Regions from separate parts of the Mus musculus genome. Here region 2 is linked to region 1. Evidence: chromatin contacts called from ENCODE Hi-C or POLR2A ChIA-PET data. All regions are on one chromosome and are shown on one strand. Each heading gives the region's core, a stretch centred on a gene start or an enhancer-like site at or near the end of the contact. The rest is flanking DNA. Distances are from core to core; before and after follow the strand shown. Region 1 holds the start of Slc38a7 (solute carrier family 38, member 7). Region 2 holds the start of Got2 (glutamatic-oxaloacetic transaminase 2, mitochondrial).

Region 1 (4,039 bases), core at 1,214-3,713:
TGTTTTCACTATCGGGTTATACACAACCTAACTTCAGGCTTTCCTTTTGCCTTGAAAACCAGGAGGCTCACTCTTCTGAAAACCAATCCTCAGTGTTCTCACTGCAGTGCAGAGTCTGAACCTCCGAGAGGAATAACGTTTCTTAAACAGACACAGCTAAGCCCACACTTAAGAGCAACCCTAAGGAAGCTCATGCCTGTAATCTCAGTGTTTGGGAGGCTGAGGCAGGAGGACTGGTGTGATTTCAAGGTCAGCTTGGACCACATAGCTAGTTCTGGGCTATATAGTATAATTCTGTCTCAAAAAACCAACCAAACATGCACACACACACACCTGAGTTGGGAGGGGCTATGCTCTCGTCTTAGACTCAGCCAAAAGCTAGCCTGTCCACTTCCTACCTGCGTGACCTTGGGTAAGTCACTTTAGCCCCCCCCCTCGCCCCCCAAGCGTTTTCATGGTGTAAGCTTTCTTGTGAAGAGTATGCTGATATTAGTAAGCATTACCTGGGTGGGCCTGGTGCAGCCTGTGCTTAACATAGATGAGGCTTGGGAGATGGTCCCTAACAACCTCTACTTTGGGGCTGGTAAGATGGCTGAATGGGTAAAAGTACTTGCAATCAAGATTAATGACTTGAGTTCGATCCCTGGGACCCATTCAGTGGACAGAAAGAATGGGCAGGTTGGTCTCTGACCTCCATATAGGAACTATGGAATGTTCATTCATTCACATTCTTATTTTCTGTAGTTTAAAAAAAAAATCGCTGTGCGGTGGTGGTACATGCCTTTAATCCCAGCACGTGGGAGGCAGAGGCAGGCAGATTTCTGAGTTCGAGGCCAGCCTGGTCTACAAAGTGAATTCCAGGACAGCCAGGACGACACACAGAGAAACCCTGTCTCGAAAAACCAAAATAAAAATAAATAAATAAATAAATAAGTCCCGGGCTGGAGAGACAGCTCAGCGTTTAAGAGCACTGACTGCTCTTCCAGAGGTCCTGAGTTCAATTCCCAGCAAACACATGGTGGCTCACAACCATCTGTAATGGGATCTGATGCCCTCTTCTGCTGTGTCTGAAGAGAGCGAAAGTGTATTCATATACATAAAATAAATAAACCTTTTTTGTTGTTGTTGTTTTAAAATCCCATTTCCTCCCCACAAAGGCAGTGATTCAGCCACAACCACTCTCCAACCCTCCTGATAAGGTCAGCCCACCGCAATGGAGGAGGTCTAGAACAGTACATAGGCCCCTGAGGATGCTTCCCAGATGTGCCTTCTAATGATGGACAAAGCTGGGAACATCAACCCAGGAAAGAAGAGAGAAGTGCAAGTGCTCTGGGACATCTGCCATCCAGCAATTAAGGGACACAGTCCCAGTGCTGGGGCCCTCTGCTGGGGCCAGAATCAGAAACACCAGTCTGGCCACAGACTTCTTCCTCTTATGACGCAATCTCCCTTCCCAGCCAGCAACTCAGCAAAATCTCAGTGGTGAGTAGTAAAGGCAGTCTGGGGACTCCCCTGGTCCAGGCATTGCTCCAGAGAGGTCTAAGGCCATCCCTTCCACATTGCTCACACCGCAGAAAAACATACTTCAAGGTCCCGTGACCCTAAGTCTCTCTAGGAAGCAGGTTTCCTTTTGGCACCCCTACCCAGTCCTCGGCCATTTGCCCAGCCTCTCCTGCAACCACACAAAAGCTCAGGACGAGCAACCCCATCCCTTGGACCACTCTCACTGCTCTAAGAGCTTTTACCTCGGCCCCAATCATTTAGCCCAACTTACCTGCTAATCTAGAAGAGGGCTGTTTCCTCTGCCTAAAGGTATGGGGTCAGAGCCCCCTCACCTCCCCTTTTGGCCTCAAGTTCTTCTCAAGGCTTTATCTAAAAATCTGCAGTCAGAAGAGAGAAGAGTTTGACCTTTTGCAGCTGGCTACCAGGGCAGGGGGTGGGAGATTACACTGAGTGGTTCTGAATAACCTATAGCAAGGAGTGGAGTGCCAGTTCAAATAGGGAAAAGGTACACGAAGGAAAGAGGTTACATTAAAGTCACGGTGAGCAGTTGGCGGGGCCAGAGCTATAAGCACGATGCACATTATTTATTAGGTCGGAGATGGAACAGATCTCACATGGTTCCCAGACCAGCCCGGGACCAGCACTGAAACACGAGGTTTGGATTGCATTAGGAGGTGGGACAGCGAGCACCTGACCAGGGTGGGTTGGGATGAGCCCCAAGCCTGGCGAAAAAGCGGTGGGTTGCGTTTTTAACTCCAAAGCTAACTCGATCCTGGCCTAGGACTGAGTGGAGAGCCGTCAGGCTAAGGTGTGGCTGGACTGGTGCAGCAGAAAGCAACAGGCAAAGACGGCTGTGGAGCCCTACAGGGATCTGGTCTCAGCAGTGATGGGGAACTCTGAAGACCCAAGAACCCTACAACCCCACCTTGCACCTCCCGTACCTCCTTTCACATACCTTGTAGGCGTTGTTCCGGAGCCGACTCAAGTAACACGTGAGCCTGAATCACATGACCGTCCAGCTAGCACAGGCCGCAGGAAACTCTGGGAGTTGTAGTTTTTAAGTCAGTGTCACCATCGGACCACACCAGCTTCTCAACCCAACAATAGTTCTGAGCCAGCCTAGCTTTCTGCCAACCCGTTTATCCAGTTATTTTTAGACTTGGTCCCTTGGCCAAATTAAACACTGTTCCTTCCTCCTGGAAAGAGCGTTAAGAGGTTTGGCATCTTTGTCCTCAGGAGCCACGGGCCAAAGCTATTTGGCCTCATTATGTTTGTTCCTGCATTCATTGCCACAGCAAGTGACCCCAGAGTTTCTTTGACTGAGGAGTGTGAGGGACCTTTGAACAAGAGAGAGAGAGAGAGAAAGAGTCAGTTTGAGCATTCATTAATCCCTGGCTACAACCTCAAGGCTAGATTTCGGAAATGTTTGAGGCGGTTCAGGCTCTCGACTTATTGAATGAAGGTGAATTGCCTAGAGCTTTGGCTTCTGGGCTGTATGCCGTTTATAAAGGAAGTCCTTTTCTGCCTCTTTATTTGTGGTTCTAGAACTTGAATCTGAGCCCCAGGAAGGAGCGATATCTTTCAATTATATTCACAGTCTAGTTTAATTATTATTTTTTCTTTTCTTTCTTTCTTTTTTCTCTTTTAAAAGATTTATTTATTTATTATGTATACAGCGTTCTGCCTGTATCCTACAGGGCAGAAGAGTGCACCAGATCTCATTACTGATGGTTGTGAGCCATGTGGTTGCTGGGAATTGAACTCAGGACCTCCGGAACAGCAGACAGTTCTCTTAACCTCTGAGCCATCTCTCCAGCACCAGTTTTTCCTTTTACATTTACTTACGTGTGTCTGTGCATTCACAGTATGCACGGGGAGTCCACAGGGCAACTCTCACGAGTTGCTTCCCTCCTTTCATCCTGTGGCTTCTGGGGATTGAGTTCAGGTCTTCAGGGTTGGTAACAAGTGCCTTTACACGTTGAGCCTCTCAATGGGTCTACCTCTCATTTGAAAAAGTTGGGTATGGGACACATGCCTGTAAACCCAGCATTCAACAGACTGAGGCAGGAGAGCAGTGAGCTTGAAGCTAGCTTGGGTTCCACAATAAAATCCTGGCTCAGGAAGCAATGCTACCTCCCCACCCCACCGGCCCAAGATGAAAAAGGAGGCGATGTTACTGAGATTAGCAGAGCCAAGTACAGACATAAGAAATAATATAGAGCCGGGCGTGGTGGCGCACACCTTTAATACCAGCACTCAGGAGGCAGAGGCAGGCGGATTTCTGAGTTCAAGGCCAGCCTGGTGTACAAAGTGAGCTCCTGGACAGACAGGGCTATATAGAGAAACCCTGTCTCGAAAAACCAAAAAAAAAAAAAAAAAAAAAAAAAAAAAAGAGAGAAATAATATAGAGATCTGTGTGTCAGTTTGCCTCAACACACGAGTTCACAGAACTTTGGTACAACATCATACAACCAGAATATTGACATTGACACAATCTGTTAATAATATTCATCATTATTATTAAATTTACTTATTT
Region 2 (3,817 bases), core at 446-2,945, 35 kb after region 1:
CAAGCAAGCGTTTAGATACAACTCAGAACTAAGTTGCCAAGGTCTCTGCTATCCCTTACCTTAAATTCTAACTGGGAAATGACAGAAAAGAAACAGCAGTCAGGCTCTCAGACTGAAATCACTAAGCAGTCACATCCAAGGGGAAACCGGGCCAAGCAGTTTAAGTGAAGGTCAGGTATTTCGGGTATATAGATATACATTACAAACAGGGATATTTCAAGGTTAAAATAACGGGAAAACTGATTTTCCTCCTACCCATACAAGTACCTCATTTTTGTTCTCCAAATTGCAGCATAAATAACTCTCCCCCGTTTCTCCTCCCCTTCAGGTGGGTAGGCGTAAAAGGGCACCCATTGGCATGGAGCCAAAAAAACGGGCTCTGGGAAGGACAGACTGTTCTACTACCTTGAAGATGCTTGAACACATTCAAAGGGAAGAAGGCAAGCATAAAAAGTTACGTAGGCTTCGCTCCCAGTTAGTATGTGCCCCGGGGAGGTGTCTGCCGTACTCCAGGAGACTGTCTCAAATCTGCTCTTCTGAGGCCCAAGGAAGAATCAGGAGTTACTAGTTCCCGTTTAGGCCTGGCACTTTCAGTACACCTTAGTTTAAGATGACTCATTTGTCTTTTTTTAAAAAAGGAAGTCAGTCCTCTTGTCTTGCTCACAGCTGCATCACCAGCAACTGGTCCAGTGCCTGGCTCGGAGAAACTGGGTTACGAAATATTTTAAGGAGCAAAGAGCCGACTGAAATGCAGGGAAAGATTGATGGCTTCCAGTCAACAGAATCTCCCAAGGGTTTAAAACAAAGAAAGTACATTACACTTCAACCCTTTTCCATCCAAAGGCCAGGCTGGTCTGTCAGGGGATAGGGGATCATCAGGCACTACTGTGGTGACACTGAAGGATGCACTACGCCAAGGTCATGGATGCACACCGGATCTGGACGCCCCCAGAACCTCCTTGCATGTGGTCACATTTCCCCCCGTCACGCACGCTGCTTCTACACAGCACTGGCAGATTTAACCCTCTGGACCCCGACAGCTGGACCTGTTGTCCCGCAGGGCAGCTGGTCAAGGACATGCGCGCCCCCCTGCACCACAGCCAATCAGCGACAGGCAGCTCCGGCACCATAGCCAATCGGCTAGAGGATGGCCCAGCGCCACCGCCCACGTGCTCACCCCTTGCCCCGCACCCCACTGTGCTGAGTCCACATCTGGGACCCCCCATCACCCGCTAGAATGGGATTCTGGGTGCAGTCGAGAACCACAATTCCCACCTCGGGGGCTACGCTGGCCCTCTGTCCGGAGATACAGGGGAGGGATGAGGGGTCCTGGGGTCACCCCGGGGCGCAGACACTGGACTCTAAGACTCGGGACAGTCAACCCTTGGGGACACACGAGGTGCGCACGTGTGTCCGATCGCGGGGTGGGGTGCAGGTTTCACAGGGTCCACAGTTCGGCTGGGCAGGGGCAGGCCCGCGGTGCCGCTGCATCTCTGTATCCCTCGGCTCACCTGGCTCTGGCAGAGGCTGCAGCAGCTAGGCCTGGGTGAAAGGCAGCAGCCATCCCGGAGAGGATGCGGCTGGAGTGCAGGAGGGCCATGGTGGGCGGTAAGACGGCAGTGGATGGTGGTAGAGCCGAGATCTGGGGAAGCGTCCGCTGGAACCGAGGCGCGGGCTCCTAAAAGGTGAGGACAGTGACTTCCCTGGGCGTGGCTAGAGCGGCCCTGCGCCTGGAGCGAATCATGTCGCAGCGGCCCCTTGCGGTCGGGGGTAGAACGACGACGCCTCCACGGAGGTCATGGAAACTCGCAAGGGCACTGCTAATCGCTGCCTATAAATCCTGTGAAGCTTGTATGTGAGGATGCGCAGTCCACAGTGCTCAGCGCTCTGCTTCCAGTTAATCATCCGCTACGCTAGAGGCAGCTGCCTAGCGTGCCAGTTTGAAAGAAGGAAAAAAATGTAAACTGACCCGAGGAAGTATTTTTTTTTTTTCCTAATGCTCCAGTGTGGTTTTCCTTTCAACCCACTAGTTTCCCCAAGTGCAAGTCTCTCAAGGTTCAGAATGCTTTCATGTCCCTGTTAGAGGACAACAGGCATATTTTGTGGGGCAGTTGTGAGTATTAACTTGTGAGATTAGCAGATTATGCCCTAAAAAAAAAAAAAAAAAAAAAAAAAAAAAAAAAAAAAAAGCCTGATTAGTCAATACAAAATTACCCAGGACCAACGACAAACTTTTGCACATCAAGTCTTCATAATTATGTTTGGAAGAAATGAATAAGCTTTTAAAGGCTGGGAGAATGAATTTGAGACAAGTCCACAAGTTGACCGAATTCACTCTGAACATGGGCCATTATTTCCCAGGGATGCCTTGCAGAAATCTGTATAGATTGCCAGTCTAATTTCTCCGGCCACTTCAGTTGTCTGTGTGATTGTTATCAAATCTGGGGGCCACAGCATGTGCTGCAAACCAGGCCCAGGTCACTGGTCCTCAAACAAAGTAAAATAGTGAAAAGCAGAAAAAGATTTACTTGCTGGGTGGTGGTGGTGCATGCCTTTAATCCCAGCACTTGGGAGGCAGAGGTAGGTGGATTTCAGAGTTCGAGGCCAGCCTGGTCTACACAGAGAAACCCTGTCTCGAAATTTTTTTTTTTTTTTTTTACTCAATGTGGCCACACTAGGAAGTTGGACAGAAAGATCCAGTTTTCCTTCGGGGTTCAAATGAGAGATTCCAACGTAAACAGATTCCCAGTCAGCTTGTGTTCCTGCCTGCCATTAACCCATCCTATAAGGTGATGGATCTGATAAGTTGCTAGAACTGTATAGACTCTCTGGGAGAAAGGTTGCCTCTCTGGCTGGGGCCTTTTCTTATTTCAGTATGAGATTCCTAGAGATATTGCCATTTCTTTGGGTTCCATTGTTTCAGTAGTCAAATTGATAGACACAGTGCCTCTTTAGGATATCTTCATTTCTTCCAGGGCTGTTGCATGAAGTCCAGATCCCTACATGGAATCACATTCTGGTCTACCCTAACTTACTGTCTTCTGGCACATGTGTCTCCCTGACCTTGGGCTAGATTAAAAAAAAATAGATATTTATTTAATGTTGTATGAGCATCCTGTTGCTGACACACCAGAAGAGGGCATCAGATCCAATTACAGATGGTTGTGAGCCACCATGTGGTTGCTGGGAATTGAACTCATGACCTCTGGAAGAGCAGACAGTGCTCTTAACCACTGAGCCATCTCTCCAGCTTTTAGGCTAGATTCTTTTTTCTTCTTCTTCTTCTTCTTTTTTTTTTTGGTTTTTCAAGACAGGGTTTCTCTGTAGAGCCCTGGCTGTCCTGGAACTCACTTTGTAGACCAGACTGGCCTCAAACTCAGAAATCTGCCTGCCTCTGCCTCCCAAATGCTGGGATTAAAGGCATGTGCTACCACCACCCAGCAAGTAAATCTTGGGCTAGATTCCTATTGGCAATGACTTTGGATTCCTGCACTATTGTATGTGTTGTGGTTTGAATATGCTTGGACCAGGAAAAGGCACTATTAGGAGATGTGGCCTTGTTGAAGGAAGTGTGTCACTGTGGGGTGGGCTTTGAGACCCTCCTCCTAGCTGCCTGTAGAACAGTCTCTTCCTCTGCCTTCAGAACAGGATGTAGAACTCTCAGCTCCTCCAGCACCGTGTCTACCTGGATGCTGCTATGCTCCCACCATGATAATGGACTGAACCTCAGAACCTGTAAGCCAGGCCCAGGATTGTTTCTTGCAGCTGATTTGCCTTTCCTGTCACTTATTGCATAGCCTAAGGATTCCTGGGTGTT

Evidence for each region. Hi-C counts contacts between places; a loop is a spot of excess contacts on that map. ChIA-PET counts read pairs that join two places held with the same protein, here RNA polymerase II (POLR2A).
Region 2: a loop to region 1 is called in a map of heart, with 4 times the contacts of the local background. The contact joins the promoter of Got2 here to the promoter of Slc38a7 in region 1. A Hi-C loop is called at or near these places in 9 of 37 maps with a recorded cell type or tissue (adrenal gland, heart, left cerebral cortex and 1 more). POLR2A ChIA-PET finds 5 or more read pairs at or near these places in 4 of 5 experiments (Patski and embryonic stem cell).

What each region holds. Positions count from the first base shown.
Region 1 is chr8:95,851,028-95,855,066 of GRCm38, forward strand. Slc38a7 (solute carrier family 38, member 7) reads right to left here and starts at 2,464. Exons shown (of 12, transcript NM_172758.4): 1 at 2,445-2,464; 2 at 1,775-1,880.
Region 2 is chr8:95,886,706-95,890,522 of GRCm38, forward strand. Got2 (glutamatic-oxaloacetic transaminase 2, mitochondrial) reads right to left here and starts at 1,696. Exons shown (of 10, transcript NM_010325.3): 1 at 1,512-1,696. The coding sequence starts at 1,600.